Linked DNA regions of Homo sapiens: region 2 is linked to region 1. Evidence: chromatin contacts called from ENCODE Hi-C or POLR2A ChIA-PET data. All regions are on one chromosome and are shown on one strand. The core of a region is the stretch at or near the end of the contact, and the rest is flanking DNA. Distances in the headings are between cores, read along the strand shown. Region 1 has its middle 38 kb from the start of TMEM273. Region 2 has its middle 26 kb from the start of C10orf71-AS1.

What was found. Hi-C counts contacts between places; a loop is a spot of excess contacts on that map. ChIA-PET counts read pairs that join two places held with the same protein, here RNA polymerase II (POLR2A). Pooled maps may share reads with other maps.
Region 2: a loop to region 1 is called in a map of heart right ventricle, with 5 times the contacts of the local background. The contact joins two enhancer-like sites. A Hi-C loop is called at or near these places in 9 of 168 maps with a recorded cell type or tissue (Right ventricle myocardium inferior, chondrocyte, heart left ventricle and 6 more) and 6 of 50 pooled maps. POLR2A ChIA-PET finds 5 or more read pairs at or near these places in 1 of 52 experiments (OCI-LY7).

Annotation. Positions count from the first base shown.
Region 1 is chr10:49,224,001-49,227,945 of GRCh38, forward strand. No RefSeq gene overlaps it. Among named protein-coding and RNA genes, the nearest start is that of TMEM273, 38 kb to the left of the region's middle. Within about 2 kb of position 1,516, at least 3 of the 41 ENCODE cell types and tissues checked have a DNase peak (open chromatin) inside an H3K27ac peak, as active enhancers do; they include heart left ventricle and psoas muscle, where a contact is called at or near this core.
Region 2 is chr10:49,270,734-49,274,602 of GRCh38, forward strand. No RefSeq gene overlaps it. Among named protein-coding and RNA genes, the nearest start is that of C10orf71-AS1, 26 kb to the right of the region's middle. Within about 2 kb of position 1,703, at least 7 of the 41 ENCODE cell types and tissues checked have a DNase peak (open chromatin) inside an H3K27ac peak, as active enhancers do; they include heart left ventricle and psoas muscle, where a contact is called at or near this core.

The sequences.
Region 1 (3,945 bases), core at 266-2,765:
CATTTTCATCTAAGACCTCCTCAGCCTGAACTTCACTCCCCATATCATTATCAGCATTTTGGTCACAACCATGTAGCCAGTTTCTAAGAAATCCCAAACTTTCCCTCATCTTCCTGACTTATTCTGGGCCTTCCAAACTCTTCCAATCTCTGCTCATTAACCAGTTCCAAAGCCACTTCCACTTTCTCAGGTATCATTATAGCAATGCCCCACTCCTTGGTACCAGTTTTCTGTGTTAGTTCATTCTTGCATTCTTACATTGCTCAAAAGAAATATCTGAGGCTGGGTAATTTATAAAGAAAAGAAATTTAGTTGGCTCACAGTTCTATAGGTTGTACAGGAAGCATGGTGCTGGCATCTGTGGCCAAGAAAATATTACTCTAACAATGTGATACAGATGTTCCTCAATTTATGATGGAGTTGCATCTCAATAAAACCATCTAAGTTAAAAAATATTGTAAGTCAAAAATGCCTTTAGGCTGGGTGTGGTAGTGCATATCTGTAATCCCAGCACTTTGGGAGGCCAAGGCAGATGGATCACTTGAGGCCAGGAGTTCACGACCAGCCTGGCCAACTTGACGAAACTTCATCTCTACTAAAAATTACAAAAATAAGCCGAGAATGGTGGCACATGCCTGTAATCCCAGCTACTTTGGAGGGTGAGGCACAAGAATCTCTTGAACCTGGGAGGACAAGGCTGCAGTGGGCCATGATCACACCACTGCACTCCAGGCTTGGCAACACAGTGAGACTCTGTCTCAAAAAAAATGTATTTAATTCACCTAACCTACTGTACATCACAGTCCAGCCTAGCCTAGTTGAACGTGCTCAGAACACTTACATTAGCCCATGGTTGGGCAAAATCATCTAACACAAAAAACCTATTTTACGATAAAGTGTTGAATATCTCATGTAAAAGTATCATACTGCATATCACTAGCCTAGGAAAAGATCAAAACTCAAAATTCAAGGTACTGTTTCTACTGAATACATATGGCTTTTGCACCATCATAAAGTCAAAAAATCTTACATCAAATCATCTTAAATTAGGGACCATCTCTACTTGATAAGGTTCCTCTGGCCAAAAATCTTTGAGCACCAAATCGAAAAGTGGTGGCCTACTGATTTGGCAGCTTCCCATTCTGGGGGTTATGGTCTCATGGGACCATGATATCATCAGCAAGAAGAGAGCCCCACTGATTGTTGAAATGCTCCCTAGGTGGGCTCCTATACAAACACCAGGGAAAAATTCCCGGCAGCTCCGCTATGTTACTGCTGCTTCCTGATAACACCAGAGGGCTCCTAAAATAGTTCTCAAGTAGATGTTGTGACTGTCAGATATGTAAATCGAAGGGTAACAAGCAAAATGTGCTGGACCTAGGAGCTCGGTGCTAAGAGGGTGGGCAAGGGGTGGTCGGACACAGGCTGCCCTGGAGCCAGCAGGAGTTAGCTCAGAGGAGCCTCCAGGAAATGAGCACCGCAGCTTCCAACCAGGTCTCCTTCCATGCAGACGAGACTGCGGGCCGGGCCACATGTACTCACGTTACTCAATGACTCACAGACAGTGGCCAAGGGACAGCTCAGGGCCATCTTTAGCTGACAGGCTCAGTGTCACTTCAGTCCATGCCCGAGCCCTCCCCAAGAGAGCCCACTCTGTCTCCAGCACCACTGCTCCCAGCTCCACCCAGGCCTCCCTCTCTGAAGTGGGGAAAGCCTGGGAGCTCTTCCTCTTTATCAGCCCTGCATCTCCTGCTGTCCTGCTGACCAAGACACTCTCTTCCTGCTGATTGTGATGTGTTTGTGGAAATCCACCGGTTTCTGCTGTATCATGACATTCTATTCCTACCAAGCCAACATGACACCCAAAACATTTCCAAACATGCATAACCATACACAGACCTTCTCACAAGATTTATCTTCTGGACACATTACTTAAACTAACAAGGCCTCCCTTTTTCTCCTTTTCAGTGCTGGCCATTGCCCCCGGCTGGTTTTCTGCCTTCCCCCTGCAAGCTGCAAAAGAAAGTTGGTGGGGCTTGAACTAGAAGCCTACAGCTCCAGTGTGACCAGCTCCAATGGATCAGGCACATTAACAACAGAGCCCCGCAGCACTCTGTGGGTCAGAGAAATGCACAGAGCCCCACTCTGCAAAGGAAGTCAACAGGGGCTCAGCAACTGGCCCAGGTCGGCTGTGGGTCCAGGCCTTTCTATCAATCCCAGTCCTTTTCCACTGCAAGAGACTGCCCCACTCTTATTCTTAGAAGAGACCTTGCAGAGTATTTAGGGTGAAATGCCTAGCATTGAAATATTTATTTTCAAAAATATATAGAAAATATATGTAGAGAGAAAGAGAGAGTCCCTGTGCAATAGAGTGAGGCTACTTTGCAGGTGATGAGGTACTGCAGGTGCAGTCGAGAGGGTAAGGCCTGACCTTTGGTGCGATAACAAGAAAGGTGAGGAAGGGGTTGAATGCAGGGCATGAAGGAGGGGGAGTGGGCACTGGCTTGAGTGAGTGGAAGATGGTGAGGCCATTTATTTTGAATGGAAACACAGGAAAAGAAGGAGGTGTGGCCATTCTCTTTGTCCTGAGCCTTCGCCCTCTGTGATGTGGGATCCCCAGGCAGAACTTAGGAGAAAGCTCTAGTTTCGCAGCAACAATTCCAGGGGTATCAGAGCATCAAAGGGAAGATGTTGGATGGGTTGCCTAAAAGCGCAAAAAGCAAAGATGGGGCAAGGAGATGGCCTGAAGACCAACATTCAGAAATAAGGCTGGCAAGAGGCCAACAGAGGTGACTGAGATGGGATGGTCCAGGAGGTTGGAGGAGAATTGGGAGAAGGTGCCTTGGAAAGCAAGAAGCGAGGGCTGCCCAGTGAGTGTTGAATGCAGCAGAGAAGTCAAGTAGCACAAGGTTGAAATGTGTCCCCTGACCATTGAAGCAGTTCCACCTGGGGATTTTTTTCCTTGGTGAGAACAGGTTCAGTGGGATGGGGAGATGGAAGACTTCAGTGAGCTAGAGAGCAGGTGGAAGGAGAGTGGGGATGACGGGGAAGTCCACAACCCTCACAAGAAGCTGCCTGTGAAACAGGAGAGAAGGGAATTTGCTAGAGGCTAGAGGGGTCAATGGGGGAGCAGGGGTTCCTGTCACACTTTTGTTGAAAAACACATTGGTCCTGGAGTTCCTGAACCTGCTAGTGGAACAGGGCTCAGGATGGCCCAGACCTCCTCAGAAAAAATGGGAGGAGCCAGAACAGGATGGTGTTGGAACCAGTGCATGTGAGGAGCGCACACTCAGATGGGGCTGCCTCAGGGCTCAGATCTGATGGACTGTCCTGGTGTCTGAGTGTCCCCCAGCGGGGTTACAGCTCCCGAGGTCTCTGAGCATACAGGCATATTTTCCTACAGCTCCCTGGTCATTTCGATGCTGTTGGTTTAACTTCGCCACTTAGAGGAATATAGAGTTTGGCAAGAAAGGCTCTTGGTTTCCTCTGTGAGAACTGTCGTGGTGGATTGGAAATCTGCCCTGTATGTCCCACAAGACAGCAGGAAAGTAGCCAACATTGTGGGTCTGTGGCATAAATCCTCAGAGCAGCCATCCTGGGCCAAGTGTGCAGGGTACAGAGCACAGGTGCTGGTTTGGGGTGGAGATCTGGGGCCCAGGGCAGGCCTCAGAATCCAAACCCTCTTGGGGGCACTGCTGGGTCTCTAAGCTGCATGGACGTGGTCAGGCTACACGGGCACATTCAACAAGGCAAAGAGAGAGCCCTGGGGTGAAAGCTTTGACAACCTGAGAAAGTTCTTGGCAAACAAGCCTAGGTTAAGGACTCTGTACTTCAGGAGAATATTCTGGAATCCCAGCTGCTAGGGTCTAGGGTAAAGAAATAGGCCGTGCAGCCGATAGCTGCCAGGGAAGATGACAAGGTTGAAGGGGACAGGACTGCCACCTG
Region 2 (3,869 bases), core at 453-2,952, 47 kb after region 1:
TGCCTGGCCCCTGGAAAGGCTCAGCAGAGCAGTAAGCACAAGGTGCACAGCAGCACAGGGAAGGGGCATGGCTGTCTGCTGGGTACCAGAAGGGAGAAGAGGGAAGGGAGAGAGGAGAGGGGGAGAGAAAGAGGAGGTGGGAAGGAAGGCAGCAGCCTTGAGCAGGGCCCCTGGGGCTGGGATGTAAGACCTGAAAGAGGATCAGTGACAGTGATATGAGATGCCACGTGAGCAGGGCTGATTCTGAGGGGCTCCTATCCAGCAGGGGTGAGAAATCATTAACACACTTGGGCAGGGAATGTGACAAAACCAGAGCATCAATGGCAGGGCTGCTGCGTGACACAGGCTAACAGCAGGGAGACTGGGGCAGGGACAGTGGTCAGGTTGCAGTTGCAGGGACCTGGGTGAGGCTGTGGGAGCAGGCCAGAGGTAGGTGGCACCTGGGGAGAGGGGAGAGGAAGGGAGGCAGTGGAAATGTCCCAGCTTGTGTGAATGAGTGTGTGATGGTGCCCCTCAACCCCCAAAATCAAAGCAACCATTTCCTGAGGGCCTACAGTGTGCCAGGCCCTGGGGCAGGCCCCGACATAACATCTAGCTTTGCAATGGCAACAGTGCTACAAGTGGGTTTTTTCCTTCTCATTTTACGGAGGAGAAAACTGCCTGAGCTTCTGGAAGCTCCCATGGGCAGTGCACGATGTGGAGGATGGGGTGGGGAGGTCCGTGTGACTCCAGGGCACCATGCCCCAGGAGGCTACACTCAGGTCATCGTCACTCAGCAAAGAGCCTGACACGGTGACAGCTGACCAGGCTTTGTGAGTGGCGTGGTGGCCAAGAGCCAAGCTACAAATCATGCCACGTTGCCACGAATCTATGTGTGGTCTGCTTGCTCCAGCTGTCTCAGCTCAACCGGATCTATTGACGATTCACTAATCCAGCCGATAGCTGGGCAGCTGACCCACAAACTCATGCTGCTGGGCCCAAGGTGACACCAAGCCTGCTCCCAAGCCCTCAGATTAGTGGGTGTTAGTTCATCATTAAAGAGTCGACTTCAGCATGATTTACCTTGCCCAGGGTGCCCTGGACGGTGCAGCAGCAGGCACCCCGAATGTCTGCTTTCCTCTGTGGCATATCTCTTTCCTCGAGCATCCTGGTTTAACCCATCTATCCATGGCCATCTCAGTAAACTTTATTCCTGACAACAAGCTTCAGTGACCTGAATGGTGGCCCCCAAAAAGATATGTTCAGGTCCAGATCCCAAAAAATCTGTGAAGGTGACTTTACTGGGAAAAAGAGTCCTTGCAGGTGTGATTAAGGATCTTGAGATGAGGAGGTCATCCCAGTGAGCTCTACATGCAATGATGGGTGTCCTTGTCTAAGAGAAAGAGGGTATTTGAGACAGATAGAAGAGGCGGAGTCAATGCGACTACAGAGGCAAAGATTGGAGTGATACAGCCACAAACTGAGGAACAAATGGGGCCACCAGAAGCTGGAAGAGGCCAGGAAGGATGGGCCTCTAGTGCCTTCAGAGGGTGCCTGCTTCCACCTCGACTTTGGACTTCTGGCCTCCAGAACCATGATAGAATGAAGTTCTGTTGTTTTCAGCTGTGCAGCGTGTGGGTAACTGGTGACAGCAGCCACAAGGAAGTAACTCACACACAAGCTGACTTGGGTTTCTGACTGGAGTGTGAGTTGCTATTTGCAGGAGAATTTGTGATCTCATCCCTCAGGCCCAAGAGCTGGTCGGGTCCTGTTCTGCCCTTGGCTGGAAAGGGAATCCCGAGGTTGCATCTGCTGCTTGGGTGTGGAGCTCTGGGCTGGAGCAAGATGAGAAATGGGCCTATTTATAAATGAACAGAGCCAGAGGGCGGGTGTGGGGTCGGCCGAGGGCTTCACCAAGGTCAGAGGCCCAGTCCCAGGGGGACAGGAGCATTACAGAGAAGAGCAAAGCCCTGAGAGGAAGGCGGGGGCCACGCCAGGGCACTTGTGGCCTCTCTGAGCAGCGAGGCTGTGGTCTCTTTCTGAAAGGCCTAACATAGGAATGCCCAGCTGGCTTCCAAGTCATATCTGGTGTCTCAGGCGAAGGGCAGGCCCCAGTGGGTGGGAGCAGATTCTTTCCTGCTGCCTCATTGCGGCTCCGAGAAAGGAAGTGTGAGTGCCCAGGGTGGGCACCCTGCACACAACCGCAGCCCATCCGTGGGCAGTTGAGCCTGCCATCTCGGGGGGATGCTGTCACGGTGAGTGGGCCTCTGTGCACGTCTGAGTTTCCTGCTCTCTTGGCAAGGCCAGGTTGGAGGGACTTAGTGGGCGGCGTCTCAGCCTCGGGCCATCACACAGAGGGCAGGCAGGAAGCTGTGCACAGTGCCAGGGATGCAGGGGGACAGAGACCCTACTGATGAGTGGCTGAGTTGGACCAGGGTCCACCCTCAGCCCATCCAGTGCTGGGCACAGCTGGGCAAGAGGAAATCCCAGCACACTGTCTGGTTTACTCAGCCCCTCCCACAGCTCTGTGCTGGGAGGTGCCTGCCCTCTGCACCAGGGGCCTGGGAGCTGGCAGAAGCCTTTCTCCAGGGCAGGAGCAGCCTCTGGCCCAGCTACTGGTGAGGAACCCTGGATTCCTTCACATCAGTGACCATACCATGTGCACGCCTCTGAGTCTTATGGCCTTCAAGCACCTCTACCTGAAGAAGTCCATCTCTGACTGAGGAGCTTTAGCAGGAAGAAGCATGGTTGCAGCCTTTTGCCTGCTCAGGCCTAGAAGGGACAGCTTTAGTAAGCCTCGAATCCCAGCTCCATGCCCTCCTTAGCTGTGTGACATTGAGCAAGTCACTCAACCTCACTCAGTCTTGTTTCTCACCTGTGAAATGGGGATAACAGGCCTACTTCGTTGAGCTGCTAGGGAGGTTAAATGAGACAATAAATGTGACCAAAGCTCTAATGTAATGCAGATGTAATTACACTAAGAATCTTAAAATGAGGATATCATAATTATCCAGGAGGGCCCTAAATTTAGTGGCAACGTGCCCTTATAAGAAGAGACACGCAAAAAGGAGAGAGATGCCTGGACAGCCGAAGCCAGGTGAAGATGGGGACGGAGATTGGGGCAATGCGGCAACAGCCGCGGAAGCCACCAGAAGCTGGAAGAGGCAGGAAAGGATCCTCCCCTGGAGCCTTCAGAGGGAGCACGGTCCTGCCAAAACCTTGAGTTCAGACTTCTGGCCTCCAGAACCATGAGGAATAAACTTCTGTTGTTCTGAGCCACCTAATTTGTGTTAATTTGTTAAAGAAGCCACAGGAAACTAATACAACAACCTGCAAAATGGGCTAGTAATACGTACCTCTTACTTTTGTGGGAGGATTTTTTAAGTGTTCATAAAAGAAAAAATCTAAAGATCCAATCATCAGAGATAGGTATAGATTATCTGCACATTGACATGAAGAAATAGCATGCAGCCATACAAGAAAGAAGTTTGTAGACAGTAGTGACCAGGCAAATGTTCACGTTCTGGTATCATGTGGGGAAACGTGAGCCACAAACTGAGGAACAAATGGGGCCACCAGAAGCTGGAAGAGGCCAGGAAGGATGTGCCCCTAGTGCCTTCAGAGGGCGCCTGCTTCCACCTCGACTTCGGACTTCTGGCCTCCAGAATCATGATAGAATGAAGTTCTGTCAAAATGTAAAATTGCAAATGTCTCTGAACCTAATTTTGTTTTTTAAAAATATGCTGACACTTTGGCAGGCTGAGGTGGGTGTATCACCTGAGGTCAGGAGTTCGAGACCAGCCTGCCCAACATGGCGAAACCCCATCTCTACTAAAAATACAAAAAATTAGCTGGGCGTGGTGGCAGCAACCTGTAACCCAGCTGCTTGG